Regions from separate parts of the Homo sapiens genome. Here all the other regions are linked to region 1. Evidence: chromatin loops called from intact Hi-C (ENCODE). Cell type or tissue: A673. All regions are shown on one strand.

Region 1 (2,500 bases):
GCCTTTTAGGGATCCCACTACCTTGATGCCTCTCTAAGCACTATTACTCCCCAGACTTCTATCTTGCTTTACTGACCCATATCCCACCTGACATCCCTACAAGGCAAGGAGCAGAATTTTGATGTCGCCCCCAACTGAATGGTAACGTGGTTTTTTCAGCATTCAGAACATCCCCTGCTGTCTCTATCTATCCTCTGGCATTCACAACATATAAGACTACCGTTTGCTCCCATTCCCCACATATTCTCCATACAGTCCTTTAGCAACACTTTGGATTCTGAGTTTAACCTACATACAAGTGCCATCTGGGACAGTGAAATACACCCCACTGACCTGCAACCAAGTTCTCTCTGCTCGGGGGCCAAAGACTTCCACTCCTAAGAGTTGTGCCTGAATCAGAATTGCCTTTACTACCCTCACAGCCAAGACTCTCCCACTCGGCGCTTGCTCTTTCTTTCGTTAGTTGACTCATGAATGAATGAATGATTCATTTTTCCAAGATTAATGCTATAGACATGCATTTTGTCTTCCTACCTCAGTGAGTTGGTGTGAACCAAAATATTATGTACAATTCAGGTATGGAAATGAAATGTCAAGGAAAGTTCATTTGTGACTCGGAATACTATTGAGACACCCACCCACATCTCAACAGGGCTATTGAGTGCTACCAAAGCCCCCTTAGCTTGTATTGTGTTTCATAGCTATTATTTCATACACAGCTTGGACAGGCAGAGGATAGTTACAAAAAGGTTATGCAATCTTTCTCAGGTCCTTTTCCTAGCATCAGTTATGATTCTAAATTAGGGAGAGCTTGTGACATTTCCACTCTGATTTATCTCCTGAGCCTCATTTTCTTCATTTACTCTTTGTCAGCACCTGCCCCCTGCTCCCAGCCATCTTGCCATAACCAATTTCTGGTCATGTCGAGGTCAGGGCTCAGGACCGGAACACTTTCAAAGGCTCCAGGAAATAAGAATCTATGCCGTTCTATCATTTCCAGTTTTTCCATGATTTAGGGCAATTCAAAGCCCTAAATATAGAAGAAGCCATCTGGGTCAGCTCTTTCTACCCCTGGCCTTTTTTTGGGTTGGTGCAAAGATAATTGAGGTTTTGGCCATTACTTTTAATACATGGGAGGAAGCTGAAGCCCGGGGAAGTTAAATGGCTTTTGAAAGGCACACAGCTAGCTGAGAGCAGAGCTGAAGCCATAGCTCAGGTTTCTGGGTCCCGTCATCATCCCACTAACCTGGCAGAGCTCTGCAAGGCTATGGCCCCCAAGCAGGGCTCCCCTGGCTGGCCAAACATCGCCTGTTCATGGGTCACTCAGCTGATGGCTGCCTAGTTCCCTGCTGTTCTGTGGATGGCAAAACAGTCTCTGGTGCCCTCAAGAGGCAGAACTGAGTAGTGGTGCCCTCCTAAAAGATCTAGATGCAGCCTGAGAAATGAACCCTCAGATCCACCTCCACCCCCATTTTACAGAACACATTGGATTCATCTTTTTATTTTAAAGATCATGAAACATGTTTAAGAATATCAAAATATATTTGAAACACAAACTTCCCCTAATGCCCTCAAAAGCATAGACTAGAGGCCGGGCGCTGTGGCTCACGCCTGTAATCCCAGCACTTTGGAAGGCTGAGGCAGGCGGATCACAAGGTCAGGAGATCGAGACCAGCCTGGCCAATATGGTGAAACCCCCATCTCTAGTAAAAAAAAAAAAAAATACAAAAATTAACCAGGCAGGCAGCATGCGCCTGTAATCCCAGCTACTCAGGAGGTTGAGGCAGGAGAATTGCTTTAACCCAGGAGTGGAGGTTGCAGTGAGCCAAGATCACACCACTGCACTCCAGCCTGGGCAACAGAGCAAGACTCCATCTCAAAAAAAAAAAAAAAAGAAAAGAAAAGAAAAGAAAGCATAGACTAGAACTAGAGCCTGGACCCCTGTGAGAACCAAGAAGCCCGTAGGCCCAGGCCATGTGCCTACTCCCCTGAGAACCTCTCCAGAACCTAAACTTGAAAGGTGTGAGCAGAAAGGAAAGGTGGTGAGGTAAGGTAACTCCATGGATAACCAGGTGCTGGCTTCTCTCTTGGTCATAGGAGAGCCACAGCACTGCCTTCTCATCAAAGGCTGGAAAAACCTATGTTCAGGATGCACAGCCCTGGGTGGTGAGTCGGGGCTGACTCATAGTAAACAAGAAATGGGCAAGAATATCTCCCTGGTGGTGTCCTGAAGCCCTGGCCTCCCTAGAGGTGCTGGGAAGGGAAGTGTGAGAGTACTACAGGAATGTGCACGGGAAGGAGGAAAGGAACCAACAAAGGGTGATCTAGATGGGGGGGACCACGGGTGGAGGAGTCAGGAAGGCCTGGGAGTTCTCAGAGCAGCAGTGACAGGGGGTGAGCCCAAGCCATCAGCTTCATTGCTAAGAGCTATAAGGAACCCAGGGCTGTCTGCATCTTTGTTCTGTAAAAGACATCTAGACACTGGGGCCTTTACTAACCA
Region 2 (2,500 bases), 560 kb before region 1:
ATTCAATACCCTATTACTGGTTCTGAGATGTAGGCGCCATCTGCAAGGACCAGAGAGCGGCGTGGGGGAGCTACGGACAGCCCCAACTAACAGCCAACAAGGAAACAGGAGCCTCAGTCCCACAACCCCATGGAACTCCATGCTGCCACCTGAATCAGCGAAAAAAAAAAAAAACGGATTCTTCCTTCCCTAGAGCCTATGGGAAGAAACTCAGCCCTGACAACAACCTGATTTTAGCCTGATGGGACCTGTACCAGACTTCTGACCTGCAAAAATATAAGATAATTAAGTTTGTGTAGTTTAAACCACTAAGTTTGTGGTAATTTGTTATGGCAGCAATAAAAAAAAACTAAGACAACTGGCAAAAGTATAAATTAGTAAAATTCCCTAGCAATGCAAAAAAAAACAGTAATCAGAGCTTTAAGAATATTTATATTCTTTGACCAAATAATTCTATGTCTGGGAATCCATACTCAGGAAATACTTATAAATATGGAAAGCCTCTTATTAAAAAATATTTGTCACAGCATTATTTATATTATCAAAAAGCTGGAAGAAAAAAATTAATGTTCAACACTAAGTAAAAGGTTAACAAATCCACCTGAATAAACATGATTCAGCAAATAAAAAGTAGACTTATAAATATTAATTACACAATATGAGGAAATGTTTTTGCTATACTGTTAACTATTTAAACACTTTTTTTTTTTTTTTTTGAGACAGAGTTTCGCTTTTGTTGCCCAGGCTGGAGTGCAATGGCGCGATCTCAGCTCACCGCAACCTCCGCCTCCCGGGTTCAAGTGATTCTCCTGCCTCAGCCTCCCGAGTAGCTGGGATTACAGGCATGTGCCACCACCCCGGCTAATTTTGTATTTTTAGTAGAGACGGGGTTTCTCCATGTTGGTCAGGCTGGTCTTGAACTGCCGACCTCAGGTGATCTGCCCCCCTCTGCCTCCCAAAGTGCTGGGATTACAGGCGTGAGCCACCGCGCCCGGCTATTTATGCACTCTTTAAGGTACATAGAAAAGAAATACCTAAGAGAAAAATACACAGAAACAATAGCAGCTGCATTCGAAAAGAGGTCATTTTAAATATGCTATTTCTCTGCATTTCCAAGTTTCTATTAATGAACCTGGGTGCCCTTCATCTGCTGGTAGGACACAGAGGATCGAGGTATGGATGATGTCAGCATTTCTCAGACGGTCAAGCAGGTGGGCTTTTACTCAACCCTGTGTAACTTGGACCTGGGCTAAACATTCTCCTAAGGCTGAGGCGCTAATACCTGAGCATTTGAAAATACTGCCCTCTACTGCACAGAAATAGCCTTGCGGGAAAGGCTACAAAAAACAGTTAAACATGCCCAGCCGGGACAAGGCCCCCAGGAAGGCAGCCGACTCACAGAAACTAGCCTATAATACACTCAGAAAATAAGTGAAAAATCAAGCTATAAAACCCGGCTTAAGCAAATACATTCTGCTCCATGGCTTCAGATATTAGCTCATCATTACCCTCAACTTATGCTTATGCAAGCCCCCCTGACAGCAGGGCAGATTAGGGTAGGACAGGCAGTGGGGCTGAGGGCTGCTGCCACATTCCAGAGGATTCCAGACAGCTCCAGAAACAAGACCCTGGAGTATCATTTTTGGAAGCCCAACCAAATTTGGTTACGAGGATAGAAGAGTGAGACAAAAATAGCTTGCTACTAATAAACGTTAACCAAAGAGTACTATGGGCCTTTAATTTGATCACTATTTGGATATTCTTGTCTCTGATTAAGAATACGCCAATAAGCAAAGCAGTTAGTCTTACAACTTTGTTATGCAGGGGTAGGGCTCTCAACTTCCACCTGCAACCCAAGACAGGAACCGTAGGTTGTGGTTTTCTGCTTCTCACCCCCTGGAAGCAAGTTATCAAGAGCACCATTTCATTGCCCAACAGCTCTGTAAATGGGACCGGATAGAATTTAGTGTCCTCAGGCCCTTTGCTCTACTGAGGCTGTCTGAGCAGTGCCAAATTCAGCCTGCCAAATGCACTGCCCTTCAGTATGTTACGAGAATATAATAAAGGGAAGGGAAAGAATGTGAGAAAAACTTTTCCACTGAAACAATTACACTCACCTAAGTATAGCCCAACTCTACTTTCAAATGTTGATTCATTATTCCCAGAACTGCTCTTTGCCATCCCCTGCAAACACAACCCCCCCATATACAAACACACACATACAAACATACACTTTCCTATAAATAAAGAGGAAATATACCCTAAGTCCAAGAACAATAATTGGCTTTGGGCTGGTGTTGCATAAGCTTATTGTGATTCTTCTTAATTCGCACTAGCTTGAGCATGACCCTGGCGACAGCCATCTGGCCCTGATCACCATCTGGCACTCTCTCTCTTTGTGCTTTTGACCCTTCCTCCTCGGATACCACAGGCTGAGCCGTCTCATACCAATGGGCCCTTTTCCCAAACTGCTAATTGTGAAATTCACTAAAAATATTTG
Region 3 (2,500 bases), 780 kb before region 1:
TGCATTGTGCATGTGAGGGGGGACAGATTACCAGTGACTGTTTTTTCTCTGTCCCTTGGGGCTCTTAGCACAAGCCTGAGCATAAATACCCATGCCTTTGACTTATATCCCAATGCTGTAAATGTATAGATGTATAGAAAGTAAGAGTCCTCAATAGGTTGCTTATTAATGTTCCTGGTGGTTTTCAAAAGGAGAGAAAACTTTATAAGAAAATCAGTTGAAGATTTCTCACTCTGAACATAGATTCCTTTTACCGAATCTTTTACTTAATTTTAATCAGCTAGCATTTATGAAGCACCCACTAGGAGTAGGCACTTCCGGGCTAGCCACTACTGGGCTAGGCACTGTAGATACACAGAGAAGGGCTGCTGCTCATTGAGCACTCATTCCCATGCTGGGTGAGGGTCTAGAGCTGCTCACAGAGAGGCGGTGGGAGACAGGCACACCAGCATGCAAGTACAGTGCACTGGGATCTCTCTCACTAGATACAAGGAAGGTTTGGCAAATTAGTTTGTTTCTCATGGGCCATGATTGTTAGCAGCTACTCTTGGATCACTGTGTTAAGAAGGATTCTGATGTCACAGCACTTACTAACACTTCTGCTCCATTGTAAGGTGTTGCTGTGAAAGAATTCACCAGGAAAAGTACAGCTGAGCAAAGGAAGAAAGATAAGTTACCCATTAAGAACTAGCAACATTTTTGCTAGTGTAACCAGGGTCATAAAAACATAATTTTTATTTAATTATTTTAGGATATAATAACAAATGCATGTTAATTGTAGATATTTGGAAAGTACAAAAAATGTTACAGGAACCTAAAAATGTATACAAGGTCCCAGCATTAGGAGGCAATGCTATTGATGTGTCAGCATATTCCTTTCTAATCTTTTGTCTAAGCTTTGTTGAAAAGGAGGAATATTACAACAACAGTAAAGATATACAGAAGCCTTTACCTTTTAGGAACAGTTCCCCCAGTGTTTTCATAGAGCATTCTGGCCACAAGATGTCCTCAAAAAAGGAGTCTGTGTTTGAATGCATTTGGGATACACTGTATCTTCTATCCCCATCTTAGGGATTCACACATGGTAACATGATACTAGCATAGTAAAGATCTTGGCAAGTTCCACAGTTAAAGAAAAATTCCTATGGAAATTTTCCTCCTTTCCTGCTTGCCTGCCTGCCTGCCTGCCTGCCTTCCCTCCTTCCTTCCTTCCTTCCTTCCTTCCTTCCTTCCTTCCTTCCTTCCTTCCTTCCTTCCCTCCCTCCCCCCTTCCTTCCTTCTTCCTTCCTTCCTTCTTTCCTTCCTTCCTTCCTTTTTTTTTTTTTGAGACAGAGTCTCGCTCTGTCACCCAGGCTGGAGTGCAGTAGCGCGATCTCCACTCACTGCAAGCTCTGCCTCCCAGGTTCACGCCATTCTCCTGCCTCAGCCTCCCGAGTAGCTGGGACTACAGGTGCCTGCCATCGCGCCCGGCTAATTTTTGTTGTATTTTCAGTAGAGACAGGGTTTCACCGTGTTAGCCAGGATGGTCTCGATCTCCTGACCTCGTGATCCACCCGCCTCGGCCTCCCAAAGTGCTGGGATTACAGGCGTGAGCCACTGCGCCCGGCCTCCTTCCTTGCTTCCTTCCTTCCTTCTTTCTTTCTTTCTTTCTTTTTCTTTCTTTCTTCTTTCTTTCTTTTCTTTCTCTCTTTCTTTCTCTGTTGCTCTTTCTTTCTGTTTCTCTCTCTCTTTTTTTCTTTCTTCCCTTGCTCCCCTTTCTACTTCTCCACTATGCCTCTTTCTTTCCCTTCCCCTTCCTTCCTCTTTCTTTCTTTATTCCCTGCTTGCTTGCTTTTTTTTATTACCTACTGACATCTTGCAGAATAACTACTTTCCTGAAGAACCCATGTTGGAAAATAATTTCTAAAAGAAAGGCAGTTCCTGATGTTCCCAAGGTCTCACATTTCTGTGTTTCTCAAAGTCAGGCAGCCAACATGAGGGAAGCAAGTCCAGCTGATGGAAGACATTAAGTGCAAAGATAATTGCATTACACCTGGTGGCACCTGCTGAGGTATATTGCCTCAGAGAACACTGTATGGTACAAACAAGAGTGCAAAATAAATTCCCACATGCTGTACCCTCTGGATCAGTAGGATAAAGTAAAGATAAAGAATTAATGAACTTGAAAACTGCTAAAACTTGTAATTTACATAAACATCTGCTTTCTTTGCTCCCCAAACCTAAAATTAATCTTATATGTACCCAAAGTGAATGCATTTTTATAGTGAAGTCATATTTCTTACTCACCAATAATATGATGGGCACCAGCAGCATCCAGATTAAAGGAGGCAGAATTTCATATGTAAGGTTGGCCACCACTGTGCCTGAGCACCCTGTAATCACCCAAGTGGGTTCATCTTGCCTGCTGCCCAGAAGCGCCAAACACTGAGAACAGCAGGAGTTGCGGTAGAGAAAGAGTTTAATAATCACAGTGCCAGCCAAGCTGAAGGGTGGGAGATGT

What was found. A loop is a pair of places that touch in the nucleus more often than their neighbours do. Peaks named below come from ENCODE experiments on the same cell type or tissue, not always from the same donor. Only the 100,000 strongest peaks of a DNase experiment are listed, where the experiment ranks them.
Region 2: a loop joins it to region 1, with 4 times the contacts of the local background. A loop is called at or near these places in 14 of 110 quality-filtered maps.
Region 3: a loop joins it to region 1, with 4 times the contacts of the local background. A loop is called at or near these places in 5 of 110 quality-filtered maps.

Annotation. Positions count from the first base shown.
Region 1 is chr1:162,055,039-162,057,538 of GRCh38, reverse strand. No RefSeq gene overlaps it. Among named protein-coding and RNA genes, the nearest start is that of NOS1AP, 13 kb to the left of the region's middle. RefSeq lists an enhancer at 1,048-1,562. In A673, CTCF peaks have their summits at 1,193 and 1,393 (motif pointing left); DNase peaks (open chromatin) are centred at 1,358 and 2,228; H3K27ac peaks cover 1,403 bases.
Region 2 is chr1:162,612,666-162,615,165 of GRCh38, reverse strand. No RefSeq gene overlaps it. Among named protein-coding and RNA genes, the nearest start is that of DDR2, 19 kb to the left of the region's middle. In A673, a CTCF peak has its summit at 1,311 (motif pointing left); a DNase peak (open chromatin) is centred at 1,315; H3K27ac peaks cover 697 bases.
Region 3 is chr1:162,839,005-162,841,504 of GRCh38, reverse strand. No RefSeq gene overlaps it. Among named protein-coding and RNA genes, the nearest start is that of CCDC190, 21 kb to the left of the region's middle. In A673, a CTCF peak has its summit at 996; DNase peaks (open chromatin) are centred at 34, 454 and 1,054; H3K27ac peaks cover 2,322 bases.